3 separate regions of the Homo sapiens genome follow, and regions 2 and 3 are each linked to region 1. The links are chromatin loops, found by intact Hi-C in ENCODE. Cell type or tissue: heart left ventricle. All regions are shown on one strand.

What was found. Hi-C counts contacts between places; a loop is a spot of excess contacts. Peaks named below come from ENCODE experiments on the same cell type or tissue, not always from the same donor. Only the 100,000 strongest peaks of a DNase experiment are listed, where the experiment ranks them.
Region 2: a loop joins it to region 1, with 2.5 times the contacts of the local background. A loop is called at or near these places in 11 of 110 quality-filtered maps.
Region 3: a loop joins it to region 1, with 4 times the contacts of the local background. A loop is called at or near these places in 21 of 110 quality-filtered maps.

What each region holds. Positions count from the first base shown.
Region 1 is chr5:65,034,146-65,042,145 of GRCh38, forward strand. No RefSeq gene overlaps it. Among named protein-coding and RNA genes, the nearest start is that of CWC27, 270 kb to the left of the region's middle. RefSeq lists enhancers at 1,369-1,885, 3,717-4,011 and a silencer at 1,446-1,495. In heart left ventricle, CTCF peaks have their summits at 1,438 and 3,881 (motif pointing left); DNase peaks (open chromatin) are centred at 1,396 and 1,716; H3K4me3 peaks cover 1,438 bases; H3K27ac peaks cover 6,116 bases.
Region 2 is chr5:64,955,419-64,963,418 of GRCh38, forward strand. The region is part of intron 11 of CWC27 (CWC27 spliceosome associated cyclophilin); the gene reads left to right. Among named protein-coding and RNA genes, the nearest start is that of CWC27, 190 kb to the left of the region's middle. In heart left ventricle, CTCF peaks have their summits at 3,544 (motif pointing right) and 3,746; no DNase peak of the experiment used is centred here.
Region 3 is chr5:64,818,195-64,826,194 of GRCh38, forward strand. The region is part of intron 10 of CWC27 (CWC27 spliceosome associated cyclophilin); the gene reads left to right. Among named protein-coding and RNA genes, the nearest start is that of CWC27, 53 kb to the left of the region's middle. In heart left ventricle, no CTCF peak of the experiment used is centred here; no DNase peak of the experiment used is centred here; H3K27ac peaks cover 819 bases.

The DNA of each region.
Region 1 (8,000 bases):
CAAAAGATTTAAAGGCCTGAGACTCCAACAGTGATCCAAAGCAGATAAAAGGCCCTTCTCCCTGCCAAGGCAATCTAACGTGCTGTAGCACTTACTGTACTGGTGAACTTCATGAAGCAACCCTAGTGAGACGTTTGTTTTCTAAGGGAAAAGAAAACAGAAAGATTGTGACAAGCCTTGATGTGATTAAAACAAATGAGCAGAGCAATATGTTTGTAGGTATTGTTGAGAGGTGCCGGTGCTGCCCACCTGGCCCAAACTCCAGCTCTATCTCCGTCCATCTCTGTGTTCCAGGTACTTTCTTACACCCTGCCCACTGGACCATGGGCCTCTGTGGTTCACTGGTTAACACTTGCCTAATCAACTAGACAAACACAGGACGGGACAGCTGGGCGCTGAGCTGCCAGGGCACATGTGGGAGCTGCTTCAAGACTGACCACGAGGCCAAATTAATCTAAGAACCTGTTGCAAGAGCAAATGCTGTGAAGGCAAGATGGAGGTGTCCCTGGGGGCCCAGTGGCTTCTCAGTGAATGGGCTTCCATTCTTCTTTTCTGCTTGACCAGCCTAAAAACAAGAGGCTGGCCTCACAGAGGATTCTTCTTAGAAGATATTGCAGAGCCACTTATAAGACCAACGTATTTCACAGCCCAATATCCTTACTGACATCTCAGACCACCCCTCTCCCCACCTTCTTTTAATCACTTTCTTTTCTCCTCCAGGGCACAAACAGCTTTTATGCAAATTATCTCTCAGGACAGGTGTGAGGGCTTTCCGCAAAGAAAGACTGATCGCATCCAAGGTCCTTTATCCCTTAGAGGGCTCCCCAGGGACAAGCAACCTGTTCTGCCCCAGGGCTGCCGGACGCCCAGTTTTCCTGCTGTCTCTCATCACAGGGGCGGTGGGGCGCGCCCGCCTCCAGCCTGGCTCTGGACCCGGGGCCCCGCCACCTCCCAGCAGCGGGCGCAGAGAGCCTTCTGGTTACCCCCGAAGCTGAGGATTGCAGTGTTCTAGCAATGGATGAAATCCTTTTTAACCGACTGTAATAAAAATAAGATTGTGAATAACATGTGACTATAGACCTCCAAAAAACTGGCGGCTGTGAAACCCATACTTTAAGAAGCATGGCCTCTCTCTCGAAGTGGCTTCCAGTGACGGTCCTGGATCTACTTCACCCTTTTTGGCTCGGGTACTGGAACAGGTCTCGGCCAAACTACTGTCTCACCGCCATAGTGATAATCATCTTTAAAAGCACAGCTAGTCGGTGCGCGACCACTGCGCGGTACAATAAGAACCTGTCGGGGAGGGACCACGGCAGGCGACTGGGAGCTTGTGGACTGCCAGGGTCTGGAGCGGGCCCGGCCATCCCGCCGCTGCGCATGCGCCACCCAGGCCGCTGGCCGGAGAAACCTAGTGGCGGCGGGAGGCGGGAGGCTGGGAGTACGCGGGGGAAGCTGGAAGCGGGAAGCGGGGAGACGCGAGGTGGGGGCGGGGCGCACCGGCGTCCCGGCTGGGCGTGACGGGCGAGACCCCAGCCCGGTCGCGGCGTCTGAGGTTGCAATCTCGTCTGGGGCACTCTCGCGCCTCGCCCCTACCCGACTTCTTTTCAGGGATTAGTTCTGACTTCATGATTAATCAGCACTTTCTGGTTTCCTTAGGGTGACGTCATCTCTGCTCAGAGATAAAACAGGCTCCTTTTTGAGGGTTGCGGGCAGCCTGGGGGCCCGGGTCCGGGAGGCTGTCCCGGGGACTGCGCCCCGCCCACAGGCGACAGCCAGATCGCGCTGCCGGCCCCTCGAACGCTGGGTTCCCTGGCCACAGCGCGTCTTGTTTATTGCTTTTGCGGACTGGTTAAATGCAAAAGCTCAAGGTTTTCTTTCTTTTTTCCGTAATTATAAAAGTAGGACATGCTCTTTTAAAGGGTGGAAAATTACGAAGAAAAAAGTAATCACCCAAAGCCCCACCCTCTAGACTCAACCTCTGTTAACGTTGATGCATTTCCTTCCTGTCTCCCCCCACAACCCCCTTTCTTTGCAGCAGATCTTCAGGTTTTTAACGTCATTTAGTCATGTTATATCATTTTGTAGCCTACCTTTTTCACTTATATTGTGGCAGAAACTTTTTTGTGCTTTTTTCAAACATTGCTTTAAAGATCATAAAGATCTACTCCTTTAGTAGAGGTATCATCAAGTACTTAAACACTATTTCCGTTTATGAGCATCTAAGATGTTCTCAGTTTTTACTAGTGTATGAGGTAGACCATCCCTTCACCCTTACTTACATTTGCCAGGGTTTGATGGTTGGTGGAGCATACAAGCCCAAACTAAAAATTTGATCAAATATATGTCAAATTGTGAGCAAAACTTGAAAGCTTCTGCTCTTTTCTATATTGCTAATGATAGAGAACCTGGGCAGAAGCTGATTATTTGCAGGATGAGCTTTTGTGCCTGTGAAGGAAGGCCCTGACCTGAATGGGACGTGGAGAGTTTTGCAGTGGAGATGGAGGCTGGTGGCAGAAGGCAGAATGAGAAAGAGGGGCCAAAGAAAAGAAAGTCAGCTGGCGCCTAAAGGAAAAACTCCCCATGAAGATAAATGGCTGATGATTTTTGGAACACTGATGTTGAACATGCTAATTCTGTTAGTCCAAGCTCCAGTCTCCTTGTTTCTTTTACTAAAAAACTAGAGAAGTACAGGAGAAAGAACTGGGCCTAAATGAAGAGAGAGTCACACTATTTAGTGCATTTTCTGCCTTCTAATCTGTCCCCCTTCTCTAAAGTCCTTTTCCCACTTCATGAAAGGGTAATATAAGGTTTCCGTAAGATTCTAGATATCCAGGATAAGCAGAGGACATGAACCATCCAGATCTTCTCCCTCTCTCTTTTTTAAGATGGGGTCTTGCTCTGTCACCCAGGCTGGAATGCAGTGGCGATCTGGGCTCACTGTAGCCTTGACCTCCTATGCTCAAGAAATCCTCCCGCCTCAGCCCCCAAGTACCTTGGACTACAGGCACACACCACCACGCCCGGCTAATTTTTTTATGCTTCTTGTAGAGATGGGGTTTCACCATGTTGCCCAGGCTGGTCTTGAACTCCTGCTGACCCCAGGCAAGCTGCCCGCCTCAACCTCCAAAAGTGCCGGGATTACAGGCATGAGCCACCATGCTGGGCCCATCTAGAACTTCTCTGTGAGGTCTGGCATGAGCCTACTTCTATTTATCCCCTGCAAATCACTTTAACTGAAAGCTGTTCACTTCTAAAATGAGGTTACAGGAAAAAAAAAGTAAGTATGTTTTGGTAACTGAACGTGATGGTGGGAGAAAGGCTGGTGGTTTGAGAATAAACTCAGCCTCCCAGGGCCTTTTGCCTAGAAGGTCTTACACACTCTTGCATTGGTTAGCCTGGTTAGTAAAGGGCATGCAACTCTACTGCTTCTAAGAACACTGTAGGTCCTTCCTGTGCTCAGAGTTGTGTGACGATCTGTAACTCAAGGGAGAAGCTGGAACAGCCAGCTTTTGACATCTCCCTTGTTGCTTGGTCTGGAGCAACTTTCCCTTTATGAGAAAAAGTGTGACACAAACTCTGTCTCCAACCAAGCCAGTTTTCTCCATGCTGAGTATCTGTAAGAAAAGCCAGATTGATCAAGAGGCATTCTCTGCTTGGTTTAAATTCGCATGACAAAGTAGGCAATTTTGTGTAATTGGCACGTGCTTTGCAAAGTAGCCGTCCATTCTTGAGCCACCTGAGAACTGGCAGTGAAGCAGTGATTTAACTTCAAAAGGGTGAGAATGGCTGTGGTGGCTTTCTTTTCCCTCTTAAGGCGGAAGAGGTTCCTGTCTCCCTGTCTCCTTCCCAGAACAGCTCCCTCTACTGACGGTATGGCTGTCATCCTCCCTCTAACCCACTTCCTCACCTCTGTGGTCTCCACCTAGAATGCAGGTGACTGTGTCTCCATAGGGTGAGATTTGCTCAAAGAGTAGAGAAAACCCGGCATCCTGAAAGCAACACTCCAGACCTGGCTGCCAGCCACAAACCCACTAGCTCCTAGATCTCCAAATCTACTCCTTTGTTTAGTACCCAAGGATTCTCACTGTTTCCATTACTGGAGGAAGGTTCCCTTCTAGCCATCCAGTTCACATAGGATTGGGAAGAAGCTAGCTCCATTCTCATCATAACCGGTGAGATCAGTTCCTCCAGGCTTGGGCTCCCAGCATCCCTTCTCCAAGTCACAACATTCTCTAGACACTTGCTGACCCTGCTATGTTCTGCCTGTTAAAAGGTCATCTGCTTTTTGAATTCTTTCCACTCTCCTCCCAGTTATTTGTGATAGTCTCTTAGAAGGTTAAAAATAACATTTATTTCCCCAGTGGTTTTGTATATTTCCATTTGGCAAACTTTATTTTGTTCCATGTGTTTCTAAGGGAACAGAAATGAAAATGGTTTATGTCCTACTTCCTACACTGGGCTCAATGATGTTGTCAGAAATGGAATTGTCTTTCGGTCCAAAGTGGGTACACCCAACCGTAAGCTAGGCTTTAATGCAGAAACTATATAAACTACAAAGACAATGGACATTGTTTGGCTATTGGAAAATCTACTGCGTTATACTTCCTTTAATCAAGCCATGAATTTTTTAATAGATTCAAGCCACTTTGCACAGACATGATAACAGTATAAAACTGGGTCACATTATAAGCATGAACCATGACACTGTGTCCCATTACTGAAATAAAACTAAAGGCAACATAAGAAGTCAAGATGGAGGGTGGTTGTTACTGGAAGGAGCACATGGAGGGGCTTCTGTGATGCAGGAAATGTTCTATTTGAAATCCAGGTGATAATTACATGAGTATGTTCAGATTGTGAAAAATCACTGAGCTTTACATTTATAGTCACATTTTTCTGTATTTATGTTCCACTTACACAAAACACTTAAACAGAGATTATGTTGAGGTAGACAGTTAAAGCAATGGGAGTGATTGTTCTTTCATTCAACAAACATTGTTTTAGTTCCCACTTGGTGCTCAATGGTAAGCAAAGACTTTGTACATATTACAGAATGAGTAAACTAAGGGCCACACAGCCTGATTTCAAGGATTTTACAGTTAATAGTCAGCTACAACGTAAGTTACAAGCGTTCAGTGTGTATACCAATATTAGATTCTTAGTTGGGACAAATAGACCATAGTAATATAAGATGTGAACATTGGGGGAAACTTGTTGAGGAGTACGTGGGAAATCTCTGTGCAATCTTTGCAAGTTTTCTGTAAATGTTGCCCTCTTCTAAATTTGAAATTGTTTAAAAATACTCAATTTCATAAGAATGACTATGAGGGAGACATTATTTTTGGACCAAGGAAATCAGAAGTGTCTTTGTAGAAGAAAAGAATGATTGAACTGGACCTTAAAGGAAGAATGAGATTATAATAAAGGGAAATGGAAAAGAAGTTTTTTAGATAGGGGAAACATGATACAAGAAACTGTGGAATGTGTGAAAGGACAGGACAGGGACTGATGAATTGGGAGCATGAAAAGGGTTGTGTACAATAGGACCCAAAGGGCAGAGGGCCTTGAAAGCAAATCGCGAAAGGCTTAAATTTTGTAAGTTAGCTAACAGACAAAAATTAAGCTCTGAATTGCTATAGAAATCCCTTGTTTTACAATGAAAAGTAAATATATTAATTACAAAATAGAGGCCGGGTGCGGTGGCTCACGCCTGTAATCCCAGCACTTTGGGAGGCTGAGGCAGGTGGATCACCTGAGGTCAGGAGTTCGAGACCAGCCTGGCCAACATGGTGAAACCCCGTCTCTACTAAAAATACAAAAAAATTAGTCAGGTGTGGTGGAGCATGCCTGTAATCCCAGCTACTAGGGAGACTTAGGCAGGAGAATCGCTTGAATCTGGGAGGCAGAGGTTGCAGTGAGTCGAGATCACACCACTGCACTCCAGCCTGGGCAACAAGAGAAAACTTCTATCTCAAAAAAAAAAGATAAAAATTAATATACTTAAATCATCTCCCCAAATCTCTGTATGTCTACCATAGAGCTAAAGGAATTAAGTCATAATATTTATAGAACACTTACTATATGACCACTACTTTATGTCTATCATCTTATTTAATTATCCTAAGATTCTTGTGAAGCAGTTCTTGTTTTATTTTACAGATAGAAGACTGAGAACTTGTTTATTTCCAATAAGTACAAAAGAGTCATAAATATAAAAAAACAGATATAGCCACCTGAAAACTTGTTTCCAACAAACACAAAGTCATAAACGTCAAAAATAATAAAGGACTTAGTGCTAGGATGTGCTTCAGTGGTTGAAATGGAACTCTGAGTTGGAAATATGTTTACATTTACACTTTGTTTAAATTCATTTTTTAACTGAAAAGATAGTCATCTGGGACTAATATGCATTATTCAAGATATAATGGTATTGATAAGCCCATTAATCAAGTGTGTTTTAGGGAATAATTCTGACAAGTGTGTTTGGCAAGGGTAATTATCACAGAGTACCAAAAACTGATAAAGTCTGGCCTACACAGACTAGACACAGTACAGGAGAACTCTCTCCCAGTTCAGTTAGAAACTCGTGTTTTGTGGAGTCAGAGACAACACAGCTAACTCCGTGGACAATAGAATGGACATCCCAGCTCCAAGCTGTGAATGTTTCCAAATAGTTCAAAGAGAATGAAAAGAGTTTAATCTTCCCATCTTGGGGTTTCCTAGAAGCATTGTGACTTGCCTTCAAAGCCAAGTTACTATGTGTTTGGGAATCAAATGGCTCAATAGTCGCTAATGTCATTTTTCTCCCTACTAAATACTTGGATAAGACACAGTAAGAAGAAAATAGGTTTTGTTTTGGCTGTTAATAATTCTCTAATCATGCAGAAATGAAAAGTTCATCAAAGATCCATAGTTTCTATTGAGAATTTCCTCCTATTGTTTTTTCTAAGAGTTCTCTTCCCCACAATAAACCACAAAACAATTTTTCCTCTCTTTATATTTGTTGAAAGAATTCAATTCTTGAGTGGAAATTTTGTTTTCCTTTAATTCCCAACAAACTGTATCCCATACCTGACAGCCTCAAGGTAGGAAGGCAGCGGAGTTATTCAAAGAAGCATTTTGTTCTTGGTCTTGCCATTCAATATCACAGGGTGTGATGAAAACTGGAACAAATATGGTCATCACAGAGGTGCCAGAACATTACATTTAAAAAATGGAATTATTTGAGTCAATCTGGAATGTCTGGTTCTTTTGGTTTGGGCCTCATGGGTAGCATTGTGCTTCAAAAACAACTTGAATTGGCTACCAGGATTCCAGAAGGGTAACATAATCCTGTACCTTTGAGGAGAGATGCTTATCTTTATGTCTACTCTTAGCAGAAAGAGGCTGGATTCTTCCACCTTTTCATGTTTCAAAATAAAAATTGTTCAAAAAGTTCCAAACCTGAATGGAATTTGGAAACAAGAGTGGGAGGAGGTACTTCCTCAAGTCTTTTGGTTTGTGCTGTTTTCTATTTGAAATAAATGCTCCACCATGAGTCAATATCCTCTAGAGCTACAGAAATGTGGGGTTTGGGGAAGGTTCATCCTCACCACTTCCCCTTATGTGATTTGGAATTTAGAGAAAAGGTCCCAGAAAAGATTAGTAATTCTGAATACAGTGCTCATATCTGCCCAGGAGACAGAGACACTTAAAGGGGCAGGAGCTGGCAATAACTCAACTCCTGGCAAATGCAGCCTGCAGCCCAGTGACCTCCACCCCTTGGAGTGATGCTGCTACCCCTGCAAAGGGCTCCACAGAGGGCTGTGAACACAGGGCAGGTCTCACTTTTCTCTTGTCAACAACACACAAAGTTGTAGGGGTGTGTCTGACCTTGATAAAGGGCTGGAGAGAACCAAAGGGAATTATAGCATATGAAGAAAGGAATTTTAAACTGTGTCATCCAACAAGGGGGAAAAAAATCCCCACCGAGTTTAGGGAACACACCCGAACTCCTAACC
Region 2 (8,000 bases), 79 kb before region 1:
AGTGCTGTTTCCTCAAAAAATAAAACAAGCCACAAGCAATATGACCTGTTAGCTGTATGCCAGAATCAGCAGTCTGATTGCTAGCCTACAATTCACAGCATTACCACTAAAATTGAGCAGGGCGACCCCCATTCAACTCACCATCCGACCTCAGGTTCCAGAAAGCCCATTTGGACACAAGTAGACTTCAAATGGAGCATAGTTGGATGAGCTTTTCCCCTACCTTCACTCCATCTCAAAACTTAATTTGTCAGAGATGTCATTAATCTGACATTAATCTGGTCTGGTTGGTCTAGGCAGGTAAAAAATAAAAATGAAAAAAAAAGTCAAGAGTGAAACACAGTCAGAAACAACTGGATATGGTGCTTTCAAATAGTTGTACATATTTTCATATTTCAATTAAAATATTCTCATAGATACAGAAAAATAATTTTACCAGGATATTTTCCAAAGTTCCTTATTAAAATTATTAGGAAAAAAAATCCCAAGATCTTGGGGAGTCAGTCCCTCTCTCTCCCTGTCTCACCTTTGCACTTGCAGTCACTAAACTACTAAGGAATGCTTTGTTCACTGATAAGAGGTGTGTGGGCATCAGGAAACTTGAAATTTTACTGCCATTTTATCAACTAACTAAAGCTAGTACTATGATAGAAAATAACCCTTAAAAAATTCTTAGACACGAGTCCAAACAACATAACAATCTAGAATGGTTCAACACATTTAACTTTATAAAAGGCTCACAAATAATCAATAATTAGGTATAGGAATATTAGAAATAAAAATTTTTATAAGAGGCTCACAAACACCTATGAATTATTTTTGGCAGTATAGGACCAACAAGATATAAAATGTGGCTGCTCATTGCTTACCAAAATAAAGTTCAAATTTCTTTATTTGGCATTCAGAGACTTTCATGATCAGAGTTTTGTCTTATTTTCTTTATTCCCCATCTTATTTATACATTCTTCATTTTCAAAGAATAATTTTTCTCTGCCTCCTGTGCATCCTGCCCTGTATTTCCTTTGGTTGTTATGTCTTGGTTATTATTTCTCGTTTACCTGCTATTGCCAAATCTTATTTCTCCTTTAATGCCCACTTATGCTGCCACTTCCTCTACCCAGCTTTCCCTCTCCCTTCTCTGCATGAATTTCCTAAATATCAGAACCTCTCATGTTATTTGTACCACTACACAGTAATAGTGTATGTCTTACCCTTTGTCCAGTATATAAGCTCCTAACCTGGAAAACTGTCATTGGTTTCCCTCACTCCTACGCATAATAGTACCACCTACCACCATAACTGTTTGCACTAAATAGAGTAGAAAAAGGATGAGCTTTGAAGTCTGACAGCCTTGGATTCAAATCCTTGCTTCATCATTTATTAGCCATATAAACTGGGGTAAGAGATAACCTATCTAAACCTCTGTTTCCTCATGCATGAAATAGGGATAATAATACCCCTTCTGTTGTTACAGAATTAAGTAATAAAGCATGCACAGTATCTTAACATTGTGTCTTAGACATGCTAGATCCTAAAAAAATGGTGATGGTGCTGGCAGAAGTGGTCATACTTATATTTTAGAAGCTACTTTATTGCTTCAGTTTCCTCAATCACATAGGAAATCTAAAGAATACTCTGCAATACCACACATGCAAGTATTTTAAGGACTGTTTTGAACAGATTTGTAAATTCTTATAACTACTTGGAGAAAATTACCTTATGTTACAAAACAATAGAACCCTCCTTTAAGTACTGTTAGAAACACAGATATTCTGCAATGCTTAATTCGCCTTGGGCAATTTTAGGTAGTACTTCTTGAGTCTCCTTTCTCATTGGCTTCATAAATTCTTTTTATCTTGAAGAATTTTTTTTTTCTTACTGCTACAACACGGGGTACATAATTTGTAGTTTCCACATCCAGAATGGCAGGGCAACATGGAAATGTTTTCAAAATGGCCATCGAGCTACAAGAATTGCGGATCACACCATCTGCAGAAGCACAAAGTGTGCTCTCTTGAGGTACCTGGGGGGCAACATCAATCAACCTGTGTGCTAGTCCAGAGGTTTGCGTGAGGGAGAATGAGCAAATTTAAACAGGAACAACAAACTACAGCTGATAGGTAGAAAGCTGGAGCCCCCAAAAGAAAAGCACATATGCCCCTCAACAATTCTCAATAATCATTTATATATTGCAGTTGTGTCTTGTGATCATTACTAAGAATACAGAAACATCTGTAAAAAGCTGCTTATCAAGTAGTCTATCTGACAGGCTCCCTGATAAGTTTATGTAGTAGACCCACTGTTTAATAAAAAACGTTATTAGGGAGACTCTGGGCACACTGCCCATGGGTTAACCCTGCTCCTCAAGGAGCAGTATAAGAAAAATTATTAGTAAAAATAAGACAATTAAGACCAGTTTTAATGTTTTGTGTTCAGAACCTGTCTTTACTGATCTAAGTTCTCTCTATCCCTTAACATGTTAGGTAAGATTACTTAAATTTATTTGAATTGATTTTTAGTATAATACTTTGTGGTATCCTAAATTATATGCTGTCATGACTATAATTTATTACCAACATAACTGCTATTTGAATTATAAACTCAACAAAGCCCTTTACTCCTGAAAAGACAAGATAAAATTTTGTATTTTGATAGGAGTAGGGCTTTAAAACAGGTTTTTTTTTTAATTTCCGACATCTTAAGGGAAAATAGCAAAAGTAAAAATTTTAAAAATTCCTAATTTAGAGAGTTAAAACTATATTAAGGATACATTCCATTTTATAAATGTCACACTATGCTGTAAATGTATATAACCCCAATGTGATTACTAGTTTGTTATGAAGCATATGTGCAGTGAGAACGTGCTACAAAGAGAAAGTGTATATGGTAGTGTGTGTAGAAACGAGACACTGGCTTCTCGTAAAACCTGTTTTCTCATACTCCCAGTTTAGCACAATCATTGAACTTCTCCAAACCTCAGTTTTTTTATCTGTAAAATGAGCAGGTTGCTGATACCTAAGAACTTCACAGTACTCAAATTTTATGTTGTGATTCTAGACATATTCCTTTTATGCAGAATTTAAAAATCAAGATTAAGCATTCAGTAGCATGTAAATATATAAAACTCCTAGATATGAACTCATATATTCACAAGCTACCCTTCTCTAATGGAAAATACAGTCGAAAATCAGTGAGTATTTTCAAGTTTATATTTTAAAACAGAATCCAATCTGAAAAACTGCATAAATTTTAACTGTATTATTTATTCCATGAGACAATTTGTAACCTGCACATTTCTCAAATTCTCTAATGGAAAAACACAGAGGAAAACGTTCTGTATTATTTTATTTTGAGAATTATTTTAAGCCCCTCATAACATGAAGCAATGAAGCTAGGATAAACTATAGAAGAAAAAAATAACACTTCCATGTAAATTAGACTGAATTACACATAATCAGTGTTCAGTGTTGAGGCATACTTTAATGTTCAAGTATATTTCAGATAACCCCTAAATTATTTAACCACTTTTAACTAATTTTCATGAACCTTTAGGAGGCTTATTGACCACCAGATGGAGCCAGTATTGTTCAATTTGTAGCATAAAAATATGCTGAAAATGAAAACTGGTGAAACAGAATGAATAAATGGTAGTTTTTTTATTGTAGTCCATAGTATAGAAAAAATAAACTTTAGCATCCTTCTGTCTAGTTTCTGTAAAATACACATGTATAGAGACCCCCCCATTAAATTATTTTTTATTATGAATAGGTTTTTATTTTGGCAGCTCCATTGGACAAGTTTTCTTCTTATTCACTATTTGAATATATCACCTTAACAACTTTCAAGTATCTTTAAAACAAAGTTAGTAAGGCTTTAGTCTCTGGTCACTAAATAAATATTATGGGTTGTAATAATGAAAAAATGATAGTATAGAATATATTGCCTATAGGCTCTCATTTTATTGTCACAGAATATTCCCATTATAATTTCCACGATGGATTTTCTTAATAAAGCAAAAGAAAAGGCATTCTGACTGGGAGAGGGAGAATATGTAGTTTATCACCAGTAGCTCCTCAGGAGAGATGGTAAAACCACAATGAATGGCTGCAACTCTTACCCAGAAAGCTTAGTGCCCAGTGGCCCTAATCAGGGGTAACTGCCTTAAAGCTGACTTCATGAACTCCTCTCACCTTTATTTAACAAGTGTCAGGAATTATCTAATCCCTTATACCTCAACTTAATTAGGCAACCATCTATTGAAAAAGTATTTGTATGCTAAGGGCCCTAAGGCCCTACAAGTCCCTCCAGGAACTTTTCCATTCAGTAAAAGCAGTAAGGTGACTGTAGACACTGTTGTAATTCAGGACCTAAAAATGATCTATCTGTTTATTTGTCCATTCAGCTACTATTTATTTAGCACATACTATATGCAAGGCATATGCTAGGCCACAGTTCTTGCCATGTGAGTTTACAGCCTGGAGGGCAATATAAACAAAGAAGCAGTTATGATACGGTGTGCTTGGGAGCCACGAAGTGTTTTGAAGGTTCAAATGAGGGGAAAATTTGATTAATTAAGGAGAATCGAGAAAAAGCCATAAGGGATTCTTCCTAGGTAGAACTTAACTGAGTAAACCCACTGTTTGGTCTTTTTTTTCCCCTCATTATCCATTAAACCATATATTATGGTCTGGGGGAGTTTAGGGCCTTTTTTTGAAGGATTTTATTTCATCGGGATATACCCAGTTGGTTACCTGATGCATTTTTGTGTCAGATTGGAATTGTTTTCCTAGGGATTTTTTTTTTTTTCTCAAACATGAAGAAGAAACAACCAAACTGGTTAAGCGCTTGTACTTTAGAGCCAGACTACATAGGTTTATATCCCCAGGCTTATAATCCATGTGATAAATTATTTAACCTTTTCCTGCTTTCGTTTTCTCATTGGCAAAATGAAGTTCATAACATATTTTCCTGACAGAATTGTTAGTTAGAAGATTAAACAAGTAACTCAGTTACCAGTGTCTGGCATATAGTAAGTAATTGAAATGTTAAATGTTAGCCATCGTGTTAGCTATTTTCAAGTCTGATACTTTTCCTTGAATTAATTTAAGATCTGGTATATTAAAAAAAAATACAAATTGACTTTGTATTTTCCAGAAAGTATGAGGTACAACTAGACATTAGTAGCATTAACATTTTTTATATCCATCAAGTCTATTTTGTTAATCAAATGATGTTTACTGTTATTACCACATCACCTTTATTTAGTTAGCAAAAATTTTCTTGAAATAGTAAATCCAGAGACATTTAAAATCATTTATAAGCAGGCTTATTAACAGTTGCTGTCACAGAATAGCCACTCAGTACACTTCTTTTTTTTTAAGAGATTGTCTCGCTATGTTGTTCAGGCTGGCTTTGAACTCCTAGGCCCAAGTGATCCTCCCACCTCAGCCTCCTGAGTAGCTGTGACTACACGCCTGCACCACTACACCCAGCTCAATACACTGTTTTTTTTTTTTAAATGAATGAATTTGCAGCTACTTAGAGCTGATAGCTCCTTGACTCTGGTCCTGAGACAACAGAGGGTATAAGTATAAGCTCTTTTAATCTATACAGTGAAAGCTGTGGATAGATAACATTGGTTCATTAGGTAGGTAGCCAATGAAGAGACTCAAGTGGATTGAAGATTAAGTTTCTGACTAGCTCCTAGGGAAAGGATAAGGGACATACTTTATAACATGCAGGAACAAATGTGCAGTACTTAACTTGCAGTCTTACAAACTAAGAGTTGGAATACAAGTTTTAGCCCAGGCTCTGCTGATAACTCACATGAGACACTAGCTAAGTAATGTCACTTACCTGGTCCTTAGTTGCTTCATCTATCAACAGGAAGTTAGATTAGAAGATCCTCAAGCTACTTCCTAGCTCTTGTGCTCTAGTAAACTGATGGTTATAGTGATGTTGGACATTTCCTTCCCAAGCCCTTTCATATATATATATATATCTCCTATTTTTATCTCATACATAACTAATATATTTTTTTAATTTTATTTTAACGCCATAGCATAGGTAATCTTTAAGTCCCCAAGATGCTTGTATTATATCCGTGAATCCACATTTTGATACTTACATTGTAAGTGATATTTTTCATGTATGTTAAGTTCATTTTACCCTTTAATTTCTGGAATGAAAAGCCTGTATCATATGTTTTACATTTCTTTCAAAGCATCTCTTAGCATAAGAGGCACACAGAAGACACTGTGTAATTATGAATTGAAGTTTTAATTGAAGACAGTAGGACACAGTGTGGACCTTTGTATCATACATACCTCAGCTCATATCCAAGCTTTACTATATTCTAATTTTGGTCATATCCTGTTTCCTCACTTGTAAAATAGGTTTATTGATACTTTCCTCATAGATAATCAAAACACCCTAGCATAGTGCTTGACATATAATAAGTTCTTAGTAGATATTCTTTTTTAATTCCATCCTTCATTACTATCTGTTTAGCATGTATTTCATAGAAATTTCAGGTAATGATGAATAGTCATTATAATGCATCATTATTGTTTATGAATCATCCAGTGTACATTGAGATTTATAAGAAAAGTAAAAGTAGAGCACTCTGTATTAGAAAAACAGAATTATTTTAAATGTCTTGTGTATTTTATTAGCCAGTTTTACTTCACTAAAATCATCTAGTCACTTATTGAATTTTTGTTTATTCAGGAGGATTCAAGCACATGAGAAATAGATGTGCTACTTCCTGTTCTGGCAACATGGACTGAGCTAACACAAAACTTTCTTCTCCTACAAATCTATAGAAATGCTGGATAAAATATGATCCAGCCCAATTTAAATACTTAGCTAGGCTTGAGGAAGAGAGAAAAGAAGGTAAGAAAGAAAGAAAAGGAAAATCATAAGTACCAGAAACAAAAGGAAGGCATAACCAGACATTGAGTAAGCCAACACTACAGTGGCCCAAGTGGATTTTGGACCCAAATGGAGGCTCTAATATCTAGAAGATAGGGTTTTAATCTCACATTTGGATGGAAGATATGGCCTTGGGTTAGAGAGGTAGGAACTAAAAATCTGTCTACCTGGTCAGGAATGCCACAAAGAAGCTTGCCATTTTTCAGAACTCTATGTGGCAGAAAAAATGAAAGACTCTTATGAAAAAGCCAAAACTCTAAACCTCTACCAGGCATAAATATAAAGTCTGAATGTATGCTATTTATATGGTATAGGATTCCTAAGTCAAGAAAATAATGGGAAAAAATGGCTCTGGACCAATGGAACCCCTTGATTGTCTGGTAGAAACCAATGCAAAACCTCTCTATAGGAATACTTGAACAATCTTGGTGCCTAGGATTCCTATGGAGTGTGATGGAGATGCAGTCCTAGCTGAAAATAAACTCACAATAAAAGATTAGAAAACACATAAATAAATGACCACCCTAGAGAGAGGGTCAGAAGACAGAACAGAACAATCCCCAAGAACAATCTGAGTGATAGAACATAATAACTTTGTTTTAAATAAAGAGTTTCTATTTTGTGAGACAGAGTCTCTCTCTGTTGCCCAGGCTGGAGTGCAGGCACAGTCTTGGCTCACTACAGCCTCCACCTCCTGAGTTCAAGCAATTCTCCTGCCTCAGCCTCCTGAGTAGCTGGGATTACAGGCGCCCGCCACCACCACACCCAGCTAATTTTTTTTTGTATTTTTAGTAGAGATAAGGTTTTGCCATGTTGCCCAGGCTGGTTTCAAACTCCTGAGCTCAGACAATCAGCCCGCCTCCGCCTCCCAAAGTGCTCAGATTACAGGCATGAGCCACCATGCCTGGCCAGTAAAGAGATTTTTTTAAAGAAATAAAAATCATAATAAAAAATTAAGGCAATAAAAAAGAGTAGGTGATTTGTAAAAGAGCCATATGGAATATTTAGAAATAGAAAATATAGTTATTAAATTCAATGACCCAGTTTATGGCTTAAATATTGATTAG
Region 3 (8,000 bases), 220 kb before region 1:
CACTTCTTTTTAATCTGTATTTTCAATTTGTTCTGGAAATTCATTAGATCAAAGGTATGTATGTACTCAATAGATAGGAAGTTAGATTTGTCCTTACTGTATATTTGATTTTCTTGATTCTATTGAAAAAAGAATGTTTTCTTAGCTTTGAAAGTTATATAATGACTTCCTGCCAATTTCTTCTTCCTTTTAGATAAGCGTTTACTTTAGTTTTATTAGTCATTACAAATTAATAGAATTTCCGGATATGCTTTTTTTGCTCACAATATTGACAGTAACTTGAAATATTTTAAAGACAGGCTTTGTTTAATGAAGTTAAAACGAAAAGCCTTTGGCTTGGCTCCAAAGCATCCAGATAAATATTACATAGGCCTGGGACAAAGACTAGGGTGTTATGGGACCTTGTATTTTATATCCTGCTGCTGTTTGGTAAGAGTAAGTTTTGGGTGAAGTATGTATGTACATGTCTAGTCACCTATAAAAAATGATATATGTAGCTGACCTGTGGAAATACATTTAGTGTGATAGAAGGTGAGGTTATCTAATCCTGATGGTACTGGAGAATAGCCCAGAAATCAAAGACCAGGATAACATTGCAGTTATTCAACAGCCTTATTGTTTGGCTTTATACTCATTCTCAGGTAGGATTTCTTAGTATTTTAGTGAAGTTTTAAAAATTATGTTTTGTTCCTTTTATTGTTTTAGCCTGTGCTGTATAGTATGAAAATAATTATAGAACAAAATGTGCTTACCTTTTAGTAGCTATTTAAAGATATTTGCTCCTAGGTTTTATGGTCAATTAATTAGTAATGAAAATACACATGTTGCTTAGCTTTTTCGTATATGTTGGGAGCATAGGTGAATAAAGGCAAATAAAGTTAAAAAGCAAGTTGGGATCTAGATTATTTTGTCTTTTTAATGCTAGGTTCGGATGTTTGCAGAAGACAATGGTCACTTGACTTTAAGGAGACAAAGTGAGAGGTTTCCTTTTGTTAGCCAAACTAGCTTTATTTCTAAATTGTGTCAGTGAACTATAATAATTTTCAGTGGGACAAAAGGGACATCATACTGGACTTAATAATACCTGGGTGATGAAGTAATATATACAAGAAACCCCTCTGACATGTATTTACCTAGGTAAGAAACCTTCGTGTGTACCCCCGAACCTAAAATAAAGTTAAAAAAGGGTGACTGATATGGTTTGGCTATGTCCCCACCCAAATCTCCTCTTGAATTGTAGCTCCCTTAATTCCCACATGTTGTAGGAGGGACCCAGTGGGAGGTAATTAATCATGAGGCTGGGTCTTTCCTCGTGCTGTTCTCATGATAGTGAATAAGTCACACTAGATCTGATGGTTTTATAAAGGGGAGTTCCCCTGTACACGCTGTCTTTGCCTGTCACCATGTAAGATGTGACTTTGCTCTTCCTTTGTCTTCTGCCATGATCATGAGGCCTCCCCAGCCATGTGAAACTGTGAGTCAGTTAAACCTCTTTCCTTTATAAATTATCCAGTCTTGGTTATATCTTTATTAGTAGCGTGAGAATGGACTAATACGGGGACAAAACACCTATTATAGTACTTAAGCATGGCCTGCAACACAAACTGACAACTTAGGACTCTTGCCTTTAGAAAGGAATTACAACCTAAGGATGGTTAAATTGCAGCATCACTGCTTTCAGTCTTTGGTATTATGGTCATAGTTTGGGAGAATGTTTGAATTACCTTAATTCATGCAGTTTAAGGTCATTCAGAGCTTTTTGCTATTAATATGTATAAAAACCCCTACTAAATAATTTTCATAAAACTGATAAATAGTGTTTATTCCAACAAAGACATATATGAGAAAATTTTCAGTTTATTCTTTCAAAAGTTTTAACTAATATTTTAAGAGTGTTTGAAAGTTGATGCTGTGTATTTATTTGAACTGTTCTTTTTTTTAAATACTGTAACTGCTCAAGATTACTTTAGATGAACACCTGGCACCTAAACCGGGTATAAACAAAATGGAAACAAATAAAACCTTACAAAGCTGTAAATCTGACATGGAAATATACTATGCCAAAGGGCACACTTCATCTGGGCTCTTTAAGGTGAAACAACTCCCAGTTTTCAGCCAGAGCAGTGACCTGGCCTTAGTATATTGTGCTATTGTACAACAGTCTTTATCTGCTTCACATCACTCAAGTTCTGTTTAACTTTTTGTTGTTGTTGTTGTTGTTATATTTTCATTCTAATTCTTAGAACAAAAAGAAATCCTTTTACAGAGTATGATACCTTGAACTAGAAGAGCCACTTAAGTATATGTGAACCAATATCTAGAGTGTGACATACCTATTAAATCTTAAAGAAGGAAAAAAAAAGAAAAGATGGTTAAAAGATAGAGAGATAGATCAGTGGGACAGAATACAGAGTCCACAAGCAGACCTACACAAATATAGTCATCTGATTTTTTTGACAAAGGTACAAAGATAATTGGATTGAAAAATGATAGTCCTTTCAACAAATGGTACTGGAATAATTGGAGATCTATGTGCAAATAAATAAATCTTGATACATACCTTATATTTTATATAAAAATTTACTCAAAATGGATCATAGACCAAAACATAAAACTATTACACTTCTAGAAGAAAAAGAGAAAATCTGTATGAACTTGGGGTTTGACAGTGAGTTTTTAAACACAAAAAGCATGATCTGTGGACAAAAATGATGAAGTAAACTTTATCAAAAAAAAAACAAACCTTTGGTTCTGTGATAGATGCTTTTAAGGAGATTAAAAAACAAGCCACAGACTGGGAAAACAATATTTGCAAACCATATATCTGATAAAAGACTTGTATCCAGAATATATAAAGAACTCTTAAAATTCAACTATAAGAAAACAAAGCAATTTTTTTTTTTTTTTTTTTGAGAGAGTCTCACTCTGTCGCCAGGCTGGAGTACAGTGGAGCAATCTTGGCTCACTGCAACCTCCAACTCCATGGTTCAAGTGATTCTCCTGCCTCAGCCTCCCAAGTAGCTGGGATTACAGGCACGTGCCACCACACCCAGCTAATTTTTGTATTTTTAGTAGAGACGGGGTTTCACCACGTTGGCCAGGATGGTCTCAATGTCTTGACCGCATGAGCCACCATGCCCGGCCAACAAAGTAATTTTTTAAATGGTCACAAGAGCTTAACAGATATTTCCCCAAAGATAATAGATGAGGCAAATAAACGTGAAAATATGTTAATATCCTTGCTGAGATGGACTATTAAGCCAAAAAGGATTTAACATTTTCTATGTATTGTTACTTCACACTTCAGCATATAGTGAATAAGGAACTAGAGGAAAAGAAAGTTTAAGGCATATTTGTTTTTAAAACTTACCTGTTTTAATCTTCTACTGCAGGGAACATAGAGCTTACATTCTAGTACTAACCCTTAGTTTTTTGTTTTGCAGAAAATCCTGAAGCTGCTCTCTTTACCATAGGATCAGAGTGGTATTGCAAAAAGAGTAGGGGAAGAATGGTGAAGTTAGAGAGCTTTCCCACCTTTCCCTAATTGTGTTTTTAAAAGTTTAACTTATTCAGGATTACTCTCCCAGAACTTGGCAATATAGGATTTAAACACAGATATCCTTGACTTAACTGCCATATTATACCTCCGTTGAGATGAGGGTTAAGGAATGGGATATTAGAATGGTGTACCAAGGATATAGAAAGTAGGTGCAAGGGGATAGGTGAGAGTTTGATATCCTGATAACTGCAGGAACTTTTGTACACATGGTTGCATGTCTGCCGGAATTGGTAGAAAGTGTTAGAAAAATAGACTGGGGCCAGGTCATGACGGGCCTTGTATGGCGTATTTGGAAATGGACTCTGTCCTTTAGATGGTAGAAAACAATACAAAGATTTAAAGTTGGAAAGTTACATGATTAGGGTTTGTTTTTGGGAGATCACCATTGTATAATAATAACATGGAAAATAAACTGGGAGGAGCCAAGGTTAGAGATTGAGGAGACAGACATGACATGATGAAAACCTTGAAGCAGTGTTCTGTTTGATAGGTAATTTGCATCCATCAAACAGTTTTTCAGACATCTACAATATCCAAGTGGCATAAAGCTCTCAGCTGAGCCAGATAGTTAGCTGTGTGTATACAAAGAAATCTATATAAAACACAAGATTAGAGAAAGTACAGTAGCTTCATGGAACATGGAGAGATTAATTTTGAATTTATGGATTAGGAAGTCTGCATGTATGCAAGTAGCATTAATTTTAGGCCTTGAAGAAGGGGTAGAGTTTGAATAAGAGGAAATGGGTGGGGAAGGGAATTTCCAGAAGAGGAAACTGAGAAAAGTACAGGGTGTATTTGAGGAATAATCTATTGTGACCAGAGGAGAGAATATAGTTGGAAATAAAGCTGGAAAAGATAGGTTGGAACCAGATAATGATTTACCTTCCTGTATAATAAACTGTAAATACAACTCATTTTGCTTTATTTGTGTGTTATTTCAAGTGTACAGATAAACATATTAATAGATTAATTTTTTTAAAACTAGAGTAAATCAATTTGAAGGATTCAAGGCTGGATTAATATTGAATTTCTGCATTTTTGGAAAAGAGTAATATGAGTAGGAAGGTTTGTTAAGATTACTATTTTAGATTATTATTTTACTTTTTACAATTTGAAAATGAATATCAAATCACTACAGTAAATGAGGTAATGGTTTAGTGAGAAGAATGAATTTACATAGCACGATTAAAACAAATTTTATTTCTAGCACTAGGCTAGAATTTATTTGAATAACAAATGTTACTCAAATTTAATGACAACTGTGATCTATGAATATTTAGGTTCTGATGCCAGCATTGTTTGCTAGAAATGAGATCTGAGTAAACCAATTTTTCTGAATCTCCTGCTTCCTCATCAGTAAAATGCAATCAATACCTGCCCTTCCTATTTCAGTGGTGTTTTGATAAGGTCAAATGAAATGTGTACATGAGACCACTTTTAAAACGTAATGCCATTGATGGCCTGTGATTATAAAGTTGAAAGTACCATTGATACCACACAGTCCAGTTCTGTCATTTAACAACCATAGAGCAGCTCACTGTCTGATACTCTCTTCCAACCATGGCGTATTTCAAAGTAAAATTAAAAATTAATTTGTCAGGTAATTGACAATAGTTATTAAGCCTATATGGCAACCAGAGTATTATCTTTTAAGCGACTGTATTTAAAGGGTGTAGTTCCAATGAAGTAGAATTGATGAAGCCAGTCTATAGGGATAGGGAAACAAGACAAGCCTACCTACAAAATTAGTAGCTATTATCCTTCATAAGCATCCTGGTTTTCCCACCTCCTACATCCCTCTGTTGGATACAGAGAATGACTTGGCATCAGATGCAATTACTGCCTAACTCATGCTCTGTAAAACATGAGCACATGAAATTAAGAAAGTAATACATTAAAAAGTACCAAATAGTATAAACAGACTGAGCACTCTAAATACATAGGGAATCTCTGTAAAATGTTAAGTCAAGTGAAGTTAAATAGAATTTTCCTGAAGGTGCGTTTTAAGGCAGGTTTATGCTGCCAACCAGCCGGAACTCAAACTGGAGTAAGTAGGATATAAGAGTAATTTTGCTAGTGAAAGGAATGGTCTCTTTTAAGATAATATTTGCTAATTGTATTTTATAAAAATTGTTAATTATTTTTATTTCTTTTGTTTAATTTTGAATGTTTATAAAAAATGAAAGCATTATATTTGAGAACATCCTGTTTATAATAAAAACTTTATGACAACCTCATAGAACAAAAATAACGTGTCTACCAATGTGATTATAGATATGTTCACTGAAGGAAACAAATTTAAAAGATAAAGTTCTAACTTTATCTAGCTAGTGAATGCAAGTGTTTTATTTTAGAAACATAAATGTCCTTGCTGAAAACCCAATGACATTTATTGCTTAGGAAAACATCTTGCTTTATTTTTTCCATCTATGTGTTTTTTAAATATAGCACTTATAGAAACACTTCAAATCTTACTAAAGAAAACAAACATAAAATGTCACTCTTTAAAAGAAAGCATTGGTAATAAAGTCTTCCTCTTTTAATATTATTATTTTACTAGAGTATTTACAATATTAGAACTTTGTTATGCCAAGAGTTTTAAGATATAGCTTAAGAGTTTTAAGATATTGTTTTAGAAGATTTTTTTCTGTATGTTATTCATTTATGAATGGAATATTTTTATGGACTAACATTACTTGATTTTCTGCATTCAGCAAGATGGTGAATGATTAGTAAGTGGACTACTAAAGATGGTTGTGCATATTGTGACCTGAAAAGGGAAGCTTAGTTATGGAATGTGAGTATGGGCTGAAATCTAGCTGGGGCTCTACTCACCAAGCCTTCTGCACTGGTGTGAGGGTATGTCAGTCCTAAGGGTACCTTCTTCTAATCCTTCAGTCTAGAAAAGTTTTGTGGGTTTTTTTTTTTTTTCCTCTAGAAGGCACCCCCCAGGGGAAGTGTTCCTTTCTTTTCTCTTTTTTTTTTTTTTTTTTTTTTGAGATGGAGTCTCACTCCGTCGCCCAGGCTGGAGTGCAGTGGTGCGACCTCGGCTCACTGCAACCTCCGCCTCCCAGGTTCAAGAGATTCTCCTGCCTCAGCCTCCCTAGTAGCTGGGACTACAGGCACGTACCACCATGCCTAGCTAATTTTTTCTATTTTTAGTAGAGGCGGGGTTTTACCCGATTAGCCAGGATGGTCTCGATCTCCTGACCTCATGATCCACCCGCCTCGGCCTCCCAAAGTGCTAGGATTACAGACATGAGCCACCGCACCCGGCCAGTAAGTGTTCTTTTCTAATTCACAGAAAGGTGCCTCTCAAGGTAGCCTGTGGATACATTTAAGAAGTAAAAGAAAATGAGCAAGTAGGTATAATGGCATGTTTTCCCAAAAGCTACAGCACAGTAAATCAGGTGTGTCAAATTTTTAGTAACATATAAGGCAACTTGGAGACCGTATGTTGCAATGGAAAGAGCTGTGGGAGGGAGTTTGGAAACCATGCTTATAGTTTTGCATGTCTCTTCCCCAACTATTTGACACTGGGTGTTCTTTTCTTAAAAATGAAAGAATTGAACTACCTGCTACCTTTAAGGGTGCATCTAGGTCTCAACTTCTGTGAAAGTTATATCTGGAACGTGGTAAGCAGGGAGAGGTTGGAACTAACAATTTACCAAATTGGCAAGTTTCCTATGTTATTAAAAGTCCTTGAGATATATGTTTACATGATCTGTATTAGTATGGCTTGAAATCATGTAGTTCTCCAACTTCCTTTTTTCTACTTATTTAATTTGCTCCTTCTGCTCTTCCCCTTTTTCTTCTTGTCTGTTTTGGGGTTTTGTTTTTTAGCTTTTAAAGATGGAAGTTTAGATGATTGATTCTGAACCCCTCTTCTTTTCTGATATATGCATTTAAAACTTGAAATTTCCCTCTCAGCACTGCTTTGTCTGCATCTCACCAATTTTGATATGTTGTTAGGATGGTTGGTTTTGTAAGTCAGCTTGGTGGGGCGATGGACTCCAGTTATTCCATCAAAAACTAATCTAGGTGTTGGTATGAAGTTATTTTGTAGTTGTGATTAACGTCTACAATCAGTGACTTAGGTAAAGCAGATTATCACAGATAATCTGGGGACCTGGTTCAATCATTTGAAAGTCCAAAGAGCAGAGCTCAGACTTCCCTGAAAAAGAATAAATTTCGTCTGTGAATAGTAGCTTCAGTTCATGCCCAAAAGTTCCAGCACGCCCTTCCTGATGGCTTGCTTGCTCTACAGGTTTCAGATCTGCCTAGGCAGCTCCCACAATTGTATAAGCTAATTCTTTGTAATAAATCTATCTATCTATCTATCTATCTATCTATCTATCTATCCATCCATCAATTATCTATTTATCTGTCTTCTACTGGTTCTGTTTCTCTGGTTGAACCTGGACTGACAAAATTGTGTTCT